Linked DNA regions of Homo sapiens: region 2 is linked to region 1. Evidence: read pairs that join two places in POLR2A ChIA-PET (ENCODE). Cell type or tissue: OCI-LY7. All regions are shown on one strand. Links, peaks and the distances in the headings refer to the core of each region. The heading gives the core; the rest is flanking DNA.

Region 1 (6,938 bases), core at 1,767-5,766:
GGCATCCTGTATTCTTACTAGCCAAATCTGGCAGCCTAAGTTGGGAAGGAAAGAAGGAATATTAGGAGGAAGGAGGGAACTGGCCAGGTGCGGTGGCTCACGCCTATAATCCCAGCACTTTGGGAGTCCAAGGTGGGTGGATCACTTGAGCTCAAGAGTTCAAGACCAGCCTGGCCAACATGGTGAAACCCCGTCTCTACTAAAAATACAAAAAATAGCCAGGTGTGGTGTTGGGTGCCTGTAATCCCAGCTACTTGGGAGGCTGAGACAGGAGAATTGCTTGAACCCAGGAGGGGGAGGTTGCAGTGAACCGAGATTGTGCGACTGCACTCCAGCCTGGGCAGTAGAGCAAGACTCCATCTTTAAAAAAAAAAAAAAAAAAGAGGAAAGAGGCAATAAAGATCCAAGAGGACACAGCACTCCCAGGATTTGGAGGTGACGTCTCCTGAGCCAGGAGGCTAAGTCCAGTGAGTGAGGAACTGTCTGCCCTCCCTGGAGGACTCATGGCACCAGGGCCTGCACTGGGAGGTGGAGGGCCGGGGCCACCTGTGAAGCCACTTCCATGCCTGGAATCCTGTAATAGAGGAAGGAGCAGACAGAAGGCAGAAATCCAGGGGTCTGGTTGACTCAACTGGGGACCACCTTGGTACTTGATGGTGTGGCAGAGACAAGCACTGGCAGGTCTGAAGCCAGTCCTGAATGGAGGCATTGGGCCGTCACCCTGGGGAGCCACAGCGGCGGACATGGAGGGAGCATGGCACTGGGACCCCACTGGACCCCTAGGAAGACCTCAGTGGGAAAGAACATAGCCACACAAAGGACAAAGTTTCCAAACATCATAGCCCTGTGGCTGGAATGGTGGCATTAAAGAGGCTTCTGGGATCCACGTCTTCTCCCCTAGGGACTGAAGAGTGACACCGCCCCACTCCACCCTGCCCCTGGGGGACAGCACCAGCCACCCTGGGAACCACAAACTTGGTGGGGGGCAGGGGGGTTGCTCTTTTTAAGGGAGACCATCTGTCCCTGTGAGCCCTGGAACCAGGCCTCTTCTGCCCACCCTCCCCCAACCACAGAAACTCATGGTTCAGTCAGGCGAGAAGAGCAAACTGTTTATTTACACCTTGGTCTGTACAGTACAGCTCCCCGGGAGGAGCCTGCCACCAACAGCCTGTTCCTTTTGGGGCAGAAGCAGGTTGGAGGCAAAGAGCTCAGACCCTGGACAGCCTCAGGGCCTCACCCCCACTGTCCCCTCCCTGGGGCCCACAGGGCAGGTCCCACCCCAGCACTAAAGCTAAGCCTGTTTCCAGACAGAGCCTCCTGGGGCAAAAAAGTCAAGTTGAATCCCACAGAGTCAGAGGCCATCTAACAAACCCTTGGGCATGAGGCCACATGTGTAGTTCATTCCACGTAGGCCTCAGAAGACCCAGCCAAGAAAGTGGGAGGAGCTGGAAGGGAGCCCACAGCTGTGAGTCCTTGGCAATGCACCGTCCGCTCCGTGACATCAGTTGGTATTTAATGGCACTCTGGTCTGAGCACCTCAGCAGACAAGGAAGGGCTGGGCAGGTGTTCACAGCAGGCAGGGGCAGCAGCTAGCACCTCTTCCTTCTGCCCAAGTGGGGCCCGCAGCTGTTCTAGACACCAGATGTGGTGGCCTCAAGGCAGGCCTGTGGCCGTGCACCAGGAACCATGGACAGGGCTTCCTCTGGGGGCAGAGACAGTGCACGGAGCGGCTGCGGTCCCATGATATCCCTGCTGGGGCCAATGCCCCAGGTTAAAGAGTGATGCTTTGCCCGACATCACTAACAATGCAGGGAAAGCTCTGTGGGAGAAGCTGCTTTACACAAAGTTGCCCTTTTCTGGAATGCAAGGCTCCTAAATTAGCTGCAGGCTGGAGGAGGGACTAAGTGGGTCCTAGCCCCCCATGCTTAAGACAATAATGAAAGATTCTGTACAAAGTTACCAAGTCTACAGGCTGAGCGAGCCAAGGGTAAGTGGGGCCTGATCCTTGTGGACGAATGTGCCCGGGAGAGCTGGCCTCACCTGGGGGAGGCACGTTGAAAAAGTACACATTTACAGGGCTCGGGAAAGGCCAGGGAGATGAGACGATGTAGAAAAGGAGGCAGTGGGCAATGTGGAAAATCCTGTACAGTGGCGATGGGGAAGAAAAGGCACAAGGACAAAGACCCCAAACCATGCAGATGAAAACAGCCTGTGCAGCACAGCAAAGCGGATGGGCCCCAGCAGGAGGCAGGGTCACCCTGGGGACAACAGCACTTGGATCCTGCAGGAGACATGGCCTGGATGCCATCCCCAGCTGGTAGCTCCGGGGCAGACATCTCTACCTTACAGATGGGGAAAGGAGCAACCTACGAGGTCGGGGCAGGGAGGTCATATGGGAAACCTCGCCTGGTGAGCATGGTGACATTATACTTCCCCAGGGTCTACGCTTTTAGAAACAAATCTTTCTAGAAGGCAGCCTATTTTCTCTGGTGGGTAGCAGAGAATATGGCAGAAGGGCCTCAGAGTTGTCCTGCCATGCAGGTAGGGCAGGCTCCTGGTTCCAGCCTCTCCCGCTTCCTGCTGGCTGCCCCATTCATGTGTGCACCCAGGGCAGGAAGTGAGGACCTGGCAGGTCCCTAGGATCAGCGCTCAAAGTCATCCACTGACGGCATGGCCCTTCTAACTTGAGGCCCCTTGGCGCAGCAGACCTCAGTCTTCCTAGCCAGCAGCGTCACCCTAGAGGGGATTTCCTGGGTCCCAAAGGGAGGGCCAGAGTCTGGGAGAAAGGACTGTGGAGGATACCAGCACTGAGTCCTAAGTGGCCCCTTTCCTCAATCTAGAATCCACAGTAGCCCTTGAGAAAGAGTCGCTGTGGATCTGCTGGGCAACCAAAGTCATTTTCTTGGCATGGTGACCACGCAAAACTTTCCTGGTATGATCACATCGAAAGTTACTTTTTGTTTTTTTAAAAAAATAAAGACAAGAGTTTCACCATGTTGTCCAGGCTGGTCTCGAACTCCTGAGCTCAGGCAATCCACCTGCCTTGGCCTCCCAAAGTGCTGGGATTACAGGTGTGAGCCACCGTGCCCGGCCTAGAGTTAGTTTTTAAGTTTAAATTTGCTAATGCATTAAACCCCACCACACACACAGGACACAGAGGGCTTCATTTCTCCCAGTTTCACCTGGCCCTGCTGGCCCCTGGAGGCTTCTGCTAAGTCCCTCATTGGAACCAAGAACCCGCGCTTCTGTCCCCGCGCCCCCCCCCCCCAACTCCCCTGAACACCAGCACCAGTGGACTAGCACCTGGAGTGTCCGGTGTGTGAGTAGGATGCTGGTTTGGCTAACAGGGAACGAGCTGGGACTCCCTTTATCAACCCAGTCAGGAAACAGACCAGAAGCAAAACCCACAAAGACAGTATGTCCTCCTGCTCAGCTATGCAAATAGGTGGCAGCTGTTTCTGCGGCTGCTTTCAGGGGGACAGCCCCACCTGTCAGTTCCCTGCTGACTCTGTTCTACCTGCTCTTTGAGATGAGCCTGTAGCCAGTATATCCCAACACATGCCACCCACTGATTCCAGGGGCACCAGGCCAAGGTCCTGCCCACCCACTCTGGTCTGCTAACCTCCAGGCTGGTGAGAACAGCTGGATCCACCAGCTCCTGAAGGCATCTGGCCTCCCATCCTGCAGGCCAGGACCATTCAACAACAGGAAAAGGAACCCTCCCAGCAAGAGAGCTCACTGTCATTCAGCCACGGGCTTGACAAGCCCAACAGCCACTTTGACCAGTTTCCTCTACCTCTGGCCAACGACCTTGCAGGACAGGGCAGTCTCAACCTCGGACTGCATATCATCACCTGGGGAGGTCTTTACACATCTCGATGCCTGGACCACACCCCACACCAATTCAATCCGAACCTCTGGGGGTTCAGCCCAGACAGCAGAAGCTTACAAATCTCCCCAGGTGATTCCAATGCACAGCCAAAGCTGAGCCCACTGTTTTAGGCCCTCGTGCAGGTTCTTGAGCTTTTTTTTTTTTTTTTTTAACTTTTGGTAGAGACAAGGTATCACTATGTTGCCCAGGCTGGTTTAGGACTCCTGAGCTCAAGTGATCCGCCTGCCACTGCCTCCCAAGTGCTAGGATTACAGGCGTGAGCCACCATGCCTGGCCTGTTCATGTTTTAATAGGTCAGAAATAAAGTCATGAAAAGGAATTTCTCTGTGACAGTTCGCAAAGAATTCTACCAATTTAAAATAAAATAATCTAGGATAAACTCTGGCCAATTCAAAGCTAAAAGAAAAAAACATTTTTACTAGAAGTTTCTTAAAGCCTCTCAACGCACAGGGACTAGCTGAACCAGAAGGTACTTCATTTTCTAATAGATAATGTACACGAAGCTCACTCCTGGTTCAGTTCATTTTGCGTGGCTTCCAACTGAACGCAAGGGCAGCTCAGGGCCATGTAAAATCTGAGTCTACTACAGAAACCCTCGCCCCACCCCCAAAACACCTCTAAATTTCAGATAAGTTACTGCTAATCCCTACTCGGTAGGGTTGCCAGGTTTAGCAAAAACAATAAAAACAAACAAAAAACCCAAGTAGGACACGCAATTAAATTGGAATTACCTGAGCAGCTCTTTAAAAAATCCCATGCCTGGGCTACACCCACAACAATCAAACCAGAACGTCTGAGGATTCAGTCTAATCATCAGAATTTTTAAAATCTCCCCATTTCAAATATGTCCTGGCCAGGCATGGTGGCTCATGCCTGTAATCCCAGTGCTTTGGCAGGCTGAGGTGGGAGGATCACTTGAGGTCAGCAGCTCGAGTGAGGCAACACAGTGAGACCCTGTCTCTACAAAAAATAAGAAAAATTAGCTGGGCGTGGTGGTGCATGCCTGTAGTCCCAGCTACTCAGGCAGTTAAGGCGGGAGGATCGCTTGAGCCTGGGAGTTCAAGGTTGTGGTGAGCTATGATCATACCACTACACTCCAGCCTGGGCAACAGAGCAAGATCCTATCTCTAAAAATAACATCTGTCCCATGTATTAGATAGAACATATTTATTCTAAAATTATTTTCTATCTGAAATTCAAACTTAACTGGGCATCCTGTCTACTACCTCGCAGCCCCACTACTGAGGGGTAAGGGCAGAAACAAAGATCAAGCTCCTACCACCTAGGCTCTGGGACCTGCCACCAAGGGGTCTGGGATCTGCCAGGGGCTGTGGAGCTGGGACACCTGGGGCATCTGCCCCCTCAAGCTAGCTTTTGAGCCCAGAAGAATATTTTTACAAACATACACCATCTTTAAAAGCCAAGCAACAAGCCAGGTTTTACAAGAAATGTATTCTGGCTGAAGAAAGTAAGGTTGGACTTGAGGTGTGTGTGAGCTGGAATTCAGCCCCCCATTTAAAAGCCAGGCCTGCTCCAGAGGCCCCTCTGGCACTGCAGCAGGTCCCGGGGGCCTTTCAGACGCCGGCTCCCTCCGGAGCCTGTTCCCATGGCGCCCCTTAGAGGGAGGAGCCTGAAGCACGCCCCAGGCTGCCAGCTGCTTCCGCCCACCTTTCCCGTGGCAGAGATTCCTTCCCACGTTGTGACTCAGGCTGTGTAACCCAGGCCTCTGCAGCCTTCTCTGAAATTCCAATGCAGCCAAAGGGCAGATAACATTTTACAGATAAAATACTCAACCCTGGGGTAAGGCCCCCACGCACCAGTACTCCTTCTGACCTAACACCCAGGCCAAAGCTATGTCAGGATCTGTCTTGTTCCTTTCAGCCGTGGCCACTCCTTCCTATTGGCAAATTCTCAAGAGACCCTCTCCTCATGCCTTCTTCCACTGCCTCTTCGCAGAACCCTTGGGGGAGCCCAAGGAGACCCGCGTCCTAAGGGGCTGAGAAACTCCTAGAAGACCGACTGCCTAGCCTAGTCTTCCCAGTGTGGGTGGCTCCAAAGTCCTGGGTCAGACCAGTGCAACCCCATTATGTGCAGCATGAAACTAATCCCCAACAAAAGATTAAAAAGAAGCCACGAGATCCAACAAATGCAAAGGCTGATTGGAATGGAATTGAAGGTTGGTCCTGGCCACAGCCCTGCCTCTGTCAAGCAGGTGTCACACCCAAGTCCCCAGATCCCCTCTCCTCACCCTCACTGCCCTCTCTTTCTGCAACTCCCCCTCCACCGCCCTTCCCAACATGCCCAAACCTTCCTTCTCATACTATAAGATGTGCTGAAGAAAGCAAGAAACTGCAGGGGGAAGAATAAGACCACACACGTTTATATATATTTGGATTAAGAAAATGAATCACAAGCCATATAAAATTGAGATAAATTGGAAAACTCTAAGGTAAGTACCATGTCTATTCCCAGCTGCCTAGAACAAAGATCCATTAAAAATCCATGGTGTGAATTTCCACCATGGGTCAGAAGGATGGAAGACTAAGGTTTTCCTGCAACTTTCCCAACCGCCTCCCACCAGTGCAGCGAGTGCTCCCCTGGCTGAGAATCAAATACAGGTGTGTTTCTAAACGCTGGAACGAAGCAGTCTTGCTGCCACACGAGTGGAGCCCGGAGCTAGGATTCTGAAATCCAAACCCAGGCCTGCCATCACCAGGCTGCGTGGAGAATGAAGACAGGGAGCCAGGCAGACGGTTTCTCCGTGCATCCATCTTAAGATGCAGCCATGGGAAGGAAACTGACTGGGATGGGAGTTGTGTTCCTCCCCAAAACTCATTTCTTTGGTTGCCCGATGTCAACTCCTGCCTTAGACACCCATCCCAAACCCTCCTTCTCCTTCATTTTTATCCCTTCATGTTACAATGACGCAGTGAATGCTGCTTCATTGTCTTAAAACTGAAACAGAAACGGGGAGGTAGGTAGCATGGATGGGGGAGTGCACGAACTCTATAGGTACAGGATGAGGATGCCCCGCACTAGCTGCTAT
Region 2 (6,938 bases), core at 2,029-6,028, 340 kb before region 1:
AGTGATCTGATCAACACAATCTTTCTGACTTTTCCAGAGGCCATGTGGAAGTGTTACATCACCTTTTGCTTGGAAAGATTTACTAAGAAGTCAAATAGTGGGTTCCTTAGAGGGAAGGTGAGGTTGTTACATGGTTACAGTGGTTGACTAGATAGTGACTGCCTTCTGAAAGAACAGAAGCACAGATCTTTTGGTGTCTGGCACAGTTTCTGAGAACTTTTATGTTTAGCCACTCTCTCTCTCCTTGTGGGTGACGTGACATTCTAAAGGTCTGAGTCTGGTTTGCCGCCAGGTTAGGAGGGGCTCTCGTGTAACTGGGCTCTGTTCGGTGCAGCTGCCCATTGCATCTATTCATAAGTGAAACCACCATGCAGGAGCAAGTCAGCTTCTTTGAATTTTAAGAAATGCGCAAAACTGCTTTTGTTCATGTCAGAGGCCAGAGGCCCCTGCTGGGATCTTTGTAATGAACTGAGGGATTTTTCTGTTTTCAGAGGTTGGAAAGAACCATGACTGTATTCAGGAAGGCACATGAACTGAAGCTTCTGTCAGAATGCCAATACAAGCAGTTGGTAAGAACATAGAGAAAATATTCTGTGCCAGTTACAAATACCTTATTCCAGTTGTTTTGTGCCAGAGTCATGTTTTAAATATATATAGTCTTAAGATGAAGGCCACTTGGGAGTTCGGTATGTGAAGTGTGTTTATATGTGTTTCCCAGTATTTGGCCTATGCAAAAAATGAAATCTGTACTAGCAAAGGGAGGAGTATTATACAGTGAAAAGCACTTAGAACAAGAGTCATGATTTGGGTTTATTTTGTTTGTCCACCCATTCCTTTTTTTTTTTTTTTTTTGAGACGGAGTTTCACTCTGTTGCCCAGGCTGGAGCACAGTGGCGCGATCTCAGCTCACTGCATCCTCTGCCTCTTGGGTTCAAGTGATTCTTGTGCCTTAGCCTCCCAAGTAGCTGGGATCACAGGTGCATGCCACCACGCCCAGCTAATTTTTGTATTTTTGGTAGAGACGGGATTTCACCATCTTGGCTGGGCTGGTCTCTAACTTCTGACCTCAAGTGATCCCCCTGCCTCGGCCTCCCAAAGTGCTGGGACTAAGGCATGAGCCATCATGCCTGGCCAAATTTTTGTATTTTTAGTAGGGACAGAGTTTCACTATGTTGGCCAGGCTGGTCTTGAGCTCCTGACCTCAAGCGATCTGACTGCCTCAGCCTCCCAAAGTGCTGAGATTACAGGCATGATCCACTGCTCCTGGCCGTGCCTGGCTTTCTAACTTGGTCTTTCAGGCGTGAGCCACTGTGCCCAGCCTAGATGATTCATCTTCTGTCGGAAGAAACATATCAAACCGTTTTGTCTCTTAGACTGGAGGCTCTATGGGTGGTAGGGAATGCATCTGATTTGTTCACTATTGAATCTAGCACATATAGTGTGCAATAAAAATGCTTGCTGAATGTACTGATTATATACTGTCATTTAATTTTTCACAAATTTGTACAATTGGATTGTTTTTAGGTTTTTTCTCTTTTTCAAATAATGTAGGTATAAGCATTTTGAACAGGTAAAATTTCCTTTCATTCATGTATTTTTTGGACCATATTTGTTAATGTAGAAGTCCCAAATTGAAGCGTTGAGCACTTTCATGACTCTTGCTACAAACTGTCAAATTGAATTTCAGAAAAATTTGCTTTAGTTTATGTTATGTCCAACTCTGTTTGAATATACCTGTTTCCTTGACACTCCACAAATACTGATTTTGTGGATTGATTTTTGTTTATTGATTTTTAAAATTTTTTTGGAGACAGAGTCTTGCTCTGTCACCCAGCCTGGAGTGTAGTGGCATGATCTTGGCCCACTGCAACTTCCTCCTCCCAGGTTTAAGTGATTCTCCCAACTCATCCTCCCGAGTAGCTGGGATTACAGGCGTGCACCAACACACCTAGCTAATTTTTGTATTTTTAGTAGAAACAAGGTTTCACCATGTTGGCTAAGCTGGTCTTGAGCTCTTGACCTCAGGTGATCTGCCTGCCTTGGCCTCCCAAAGTGCTGGGATTACAGGCGTGAGCCACTGAGCGCAGCCTATTTGTTAATTTTCATCCTCTGTTTGGTGAGCATGTGTTCTGGCATAGTGAACTGTTTTGTTTTTATTTATTTATTATTTTTTTGAGACGGAGTTTCGCTCTTGTTGCCCAGGCTGGAGTGCAATGGCATGATCTTGGCTCACCTCAACCTCCGCCTCCTGGGTTCAAGCAATTCTCCTGACTCAGCCTCCCGAGTAGCCGGAATTACAAGCATGCACCACCACGCCTGGCTAATTTTGTATTTTTAGTAGTGACAGGGTTTCTCCATGTTGGTCAGGCTGGTCTTGAACTCCCGACCTTAGGTGATCTGCCTGCCTCAGCCTCCCAAAGTGCTGGGATTACAGGCGTGAGCCACCATGCCTGGCTGTGAACTGTTTTATTAAAAACTTATATGCTGGGCATGGTGGCTCACGCCTGTAATCCCAGCACTTTGGGAGGCCGAGGTGGGTGGATCATCTGAGGTCAGGAGTTTAAGACCAGCCTGGCCAACATGGTGAAACCCCATTTCTACTAAAATACAAAAAATTAACCAGGCGTGGCGATGGGCGCCTGTCGTCCCAGCTACTCGGGAGGCTGAGGGAGGAGAATTGCTTGAACCCAGGAGTTGGAGGTTGCAGTGAGCCGAGATCATTGCGCCACTGTACTCCAGGCTGGGTTACAGAGCAAAACTCTGTCTCCAAAAAAAAGAAAAAGAAAAACAAAAAAACCTAACTTACAGTCTAAATTCTTTAGGTTCTCTGGTTTTTACGTCTTCCCTGTTTTTGGATAACCCTCATGGGTAGGAGCAGTGAAAATAGGAGAAATTCTAAATTGTTCACTTCGTGCCTGTTTAACAGCCATGGAAAATTTGTTTTGATACCTATAAGTTATCACATAGCTCATTTCTTTTCTTTTTTTTTTTTTTTTTTGAGATAGAGTTGCTCTGTCGCCGAGGTTGGAGTGCAGTGGTGTGATCTCAGCTCACTGCAATCTCCACCTCCTGGATTCAAGCGATTCTTCTGCCTCAGCCTTCCGAGTAGCTGGGATTACAGATGCATACCACCACACCCAGCTAATTTTTGTGTTTTTAGTAGAGACGGGGTTTCACCATGTTGGCCGGGATGGTCTTGATCTCCTGAGCTCGTGATGTGCCCGCCTGGGCCTCCCAAAGTGCTGGGGTTACAGGTGTGAGCCACCACACCTGGCCTCTTTTTTATTTTAAATTGTAGTGGAAAGGTTGGTGAAATTCTTGCCTCAAATGAGGCATAGGTTTACATTTACATAGATTGTTTGGGTTTCAGTAATTAATTTTCCAGTCATCCTTCATCTTGTCTAGAGTGTTTCGTTGCTGTGTTATAACTTCCTGAGGGAAGCTCTGGAAGTGGCAGTAGCTGGAACTGAATTGTTTAGAGACTCTGGGACAATGTGGCAGCTGAAGCTGCAGGTGCTGATCGAGTCAAAGAGCCCTGACATAGCCATGCTTTTTGAAGAAGCCTTTGTGCACCTGAAACCCCAGGTCAGTGAGCTGGATCTTTTGTATTCATTATATTTGGGAAACCTTTTAAGACTAGCCAAGGCTCATTTGGAATGTACTTGTCTATTGAGAGCCAACTCTAGAGTGGCATTTGCTATTCAGTGGTGATGGTTCATAGGTTAAGAGTAGAAGAATTTGCTTCTATTTAATATCCTTTATTTGAAAGTTAACCAAATTAAATAAAACTTCCTATTCTATTTAGATATCTTATAAAGTTAGAAATACCAGTAGAATATTAATGTCACTTGCTGAATATAAGCCCAACCTTTTTTTTTTTTTTTTTTAAGATGGAGTCTCGCTCTGTTGTCCAGGCTGGAGTGCAGTGGCGTGATCTCAGCTCACTGCAATCTCTGCCTCCCGGGTTCAGGCAATTCTCCTGCCTCAGCCTCCCGAGTAGCTGGGACTACAGGCGCATGCCATCACACCTGACTAATATTTTCTATTTTAGTAGAGACAGGATATCTCCATGTTGGCCAGGCTGGTCTGGAACTCCTAGCCTCAAGTGATCTGCCCGCCTTGGCCTCCCAAAGTGCTGAGATTACAGGCGTGAGCCACGGTGTATGGCCAGATTCACTTTGCAGTGAATTTTTTATATTAGTAGGTAAAACGTATTCCAGAAGATAAAGTAGGAAAAAAACTACTGCTCATTTGGTGGTTTTTCCTTTTTTTTGAGATGAAGTCTTGTTCTGTTGCCCAGGCTGGAGTGCAGTGGTGCAAACTTGGCTCACTGCAACCTCCACCTCCCAGGTTCAAGCGATTCTCCTGTCTCAGCCTCCCAAGTAGCTGGGATAAGAAGTGCCCACCACCATGCCCAGCTAATTTTTGTATTTTTAGTAGAGACAGGGTTTTGCCATGTTGGCCAGGCTGGTCTTGAACTCCTGGCCTCAAGTGATCCGCCTGCCTCCGTCTTTAAAGTGCTGGGATTGCAAATGTGCGCCACCATGCCTCGCTTTTGCTGCTCATTTGTACGTACCTCTGGGACATGAATGAAGATCAGATAGTTCAGCCTAGATTAATTAGTTCTTGTGTTGTGGGTCTTAGACAGCAGAGACATGACCTGGGTAGCTGTGGGTCTAACTGTGTGGGCTGTTAATTACTTACTTAACTAAAAGATGATTGATGATAACTACATGAAATATTTCCCAATAGAAAGGAACTAAAATTCACAGAAGAGTGTTGCTCTGAGTGACTTGGTCAGAAGGCTGGCTGTGTTCTGGAGTGCCATTCCTGCTGGGCAATGAGAATTCTGTCACAATGAGGACTGTTTGGGAATGAATCCCTATTTTACATGTTGATTATCTTAGGAGGAACCTGCCTTTTTAACTAGTTTTCAGAGCATAGGACTAAACTGTCATTTTATAGCATAAAAAAATTGATACATAATATTTTACATATTTATAGGGTACATGCGATGTTTTGTTATATGCTGTTCTCTAACTAACATTTTTTAAACTGGGAGTAGGTTTGTCTGCCATTGTGGATTTCCTGGGCAGAGTGGAGTGAAGGTGCCAAAAGCCAAGAAGACACTGAGGCAGTCTTTAAGGTATAGGCTCCGTGTTCCAAGTCTTGTGGTGTGGGGAATGGCAGAAGGTTCCCTGGTTGGTCAGCTCTAGTGTTGCAGGTGCGCCTAAAGCACTATGGAGTGGCCTCAGGTGGTTCTGGGAAAATCTGTTTTGGTATCTATAAGTTTTCTCACATAGCTTCTTTCTTTTTTCTTTTAAATTGTAGAAAGCTCTCTTAGCTGTCATAGGTGCCGACTCAGTAACCCTGAAGAATAAGTACCTGGATTGGGCTTATCGAAGTGGTGGCTACAAAAAGGCCAGAGCTGTGTTTAAAAGGTACTCACAGACGTTCATAGTTGTTACTAGTCCCTCTACCCCATGCTCAGCCGCTCATACCCAGATTATTTGAATCACAGATAGCATCTGAGGGAGTAATCTGATACACTTTTTCTTTTTTTTTAAGATGGAGTCTTGCTCTGTTGCCCAGGCTGGAGTGCAGTGGCACAATCTCTGCTCACTGCAATCTCCGCCTCCTGCGTTCAAGTGATTCTCCTGCCTCGGCTTCCCGAGTAGCTAGGATTACAGGCACCTGCCACCACGCCTGGCTAATTTTTAAATTTTAGATTTTAAAGACAAGGTTTCACCATGTTGGCCAGGCTGGTCTCAAACTCCTAACCTCAGGTGATCTGCCCACCTCAGCCTCCCAAAGTGCAGGGATTACAGGCATGAGGCACCACACCTGACCCAATACACTGTTTCATTTTCCTTTTTTTTTGTTTTTTTTTTGTTTTTTTGAGACAGTGATTCTCCCGCCTTAGCCTCCTGAATAGCTGGGATTACAGATGTGTGACACCACGCCCGGCTAATTTTGTAATTTAGTAGAGACGGTTTCATCATGTTGGCCAGGCTGGTCTCGAACTGCTGATCTCAAGTGATTTGCTTGTCTTGGCCTCTCAAAGTGCTGGGATTACAGGCATGAGCCAGTGCATTTGGCCTCCAGTGAACTTTTTCAAAAAGTAATGTTTCCTTTTCTTTTTTGAGACAGGTTCTCGCTCTGTCACCTAGGTTAGAGTGTAGTGGCACAATCATGGTTCACCGAAGCCTTGACCTTCTGGGCTCAAGCAGTCCGCCCACCTCAGCCTCCCAAATGTCTGGGTCTACAGGCATGTACCACCATGTCCAGCTAACTTAAAACATTTTTTTTTTTTGGTAGAGACTGAGTCTCACAACATTGTTCAGCCTGGTCTCAAACTCCTGGGCTCAAGCAGTCCTCCTGCCTCAGCCTCCCAAAGTGCTAGGATTATAAGTGTAAGCCACCATGCCTGGCCTTCTTTTTCTTTTTTTTGAACAATAAAAGCAGTTCATTGTGGTGGGGGAAAACATAACCATGATAATTTATTACATCATCGAAGGAAAAATTACTGTTAACACATAATTTTAAAATTTGTTTTTATGTAGTTGAGATTATAGTATAACTGTAATTTTATTTATGATTTAAAAAAAATTTCTTTTTTTTTTTGAGATGGAGTCTCACTGTGTTGCCCAGGCTGGAGTGCAGTGGTACAGTCTCGGCTCACTGCAACTTCTGCCTCCCGGGTTCAAGCGATTCTCCTGCCTCAGCCTCCTGAGTAGCTGGGATTACAGGCATGTGCCACGACGCCCGGCTAATTTTTTATATTTTTAGTAGATAAGGGTTTTTGCCATGTTGGCTAGGCTGGTCTCGAACTCCTGACCTCTGGTGACCTGCCCGCCTCGGCCTCCCTAAGTGTTGGGATTACAGGTGTGAGCCACTGTGCCCGGCCTAAATATTTTTTTTTTCTTTGAGACAGAGTC

The links. Peaks named below come from ENCODE experiments on the same cell type or tissue, not always from the same donor. Only the 100,000 strongest peaks of a DNase experiment are listed, where the experiment ranks them.
Region 2: POLR2A ChIA-PET joins it to region 1 with 5 read pairs; 7 of 35 experiments call an interaction of 5 or more read pairs at or near these places.

What each region holds. Positions count from the first base shown.
Region 1 is chr17:31,532,368-31,539,305 of GRCh38, reverse strand. RAB11FIP4 (RAB11 family interacting protein 4) reads right to left here. Exons shown (of 15, transcript NM_032932.6): 15 at 1,095-6,938. It overlaps MIR4724 (microRNA 4724), which reads right to left and starts at 4,423; the gene lies at 4,335-4,423. RefSeq lists enhancers at 847-916, 3,496-3,795. In OCI-LY7, for the core only: CTCF peaks have their summits at 3,523, 5,311 and 5,511; DNase peaks (open chromatin) are centred at 3,425 and 5,495; H3K4me3 peaks cover 1,514 bases; H3K27ac peaks cover 3,220 bases.
Region 2 is chr17:31,871,881-31,878,818 of GRCh38, reverse strand. It overlaps UTP6 (UTP6 small subunit processome component), which reads left to right. Exons shown (of 19, transcript NM_018428.3): 12 at 38-117; 13 at 492-569; 14 at 3,406-3,585; 15 at 5,066-5,146; 16 at 5,332-5,441. Among named protein-coding and RNA genes, the nearest start is that of COPRS, 16 kb to the right of the region's middle. In OCI-LY7, for the core only: no CTCF peak of the experiment used is centred there; no DNase peak of the experiment used is centred there.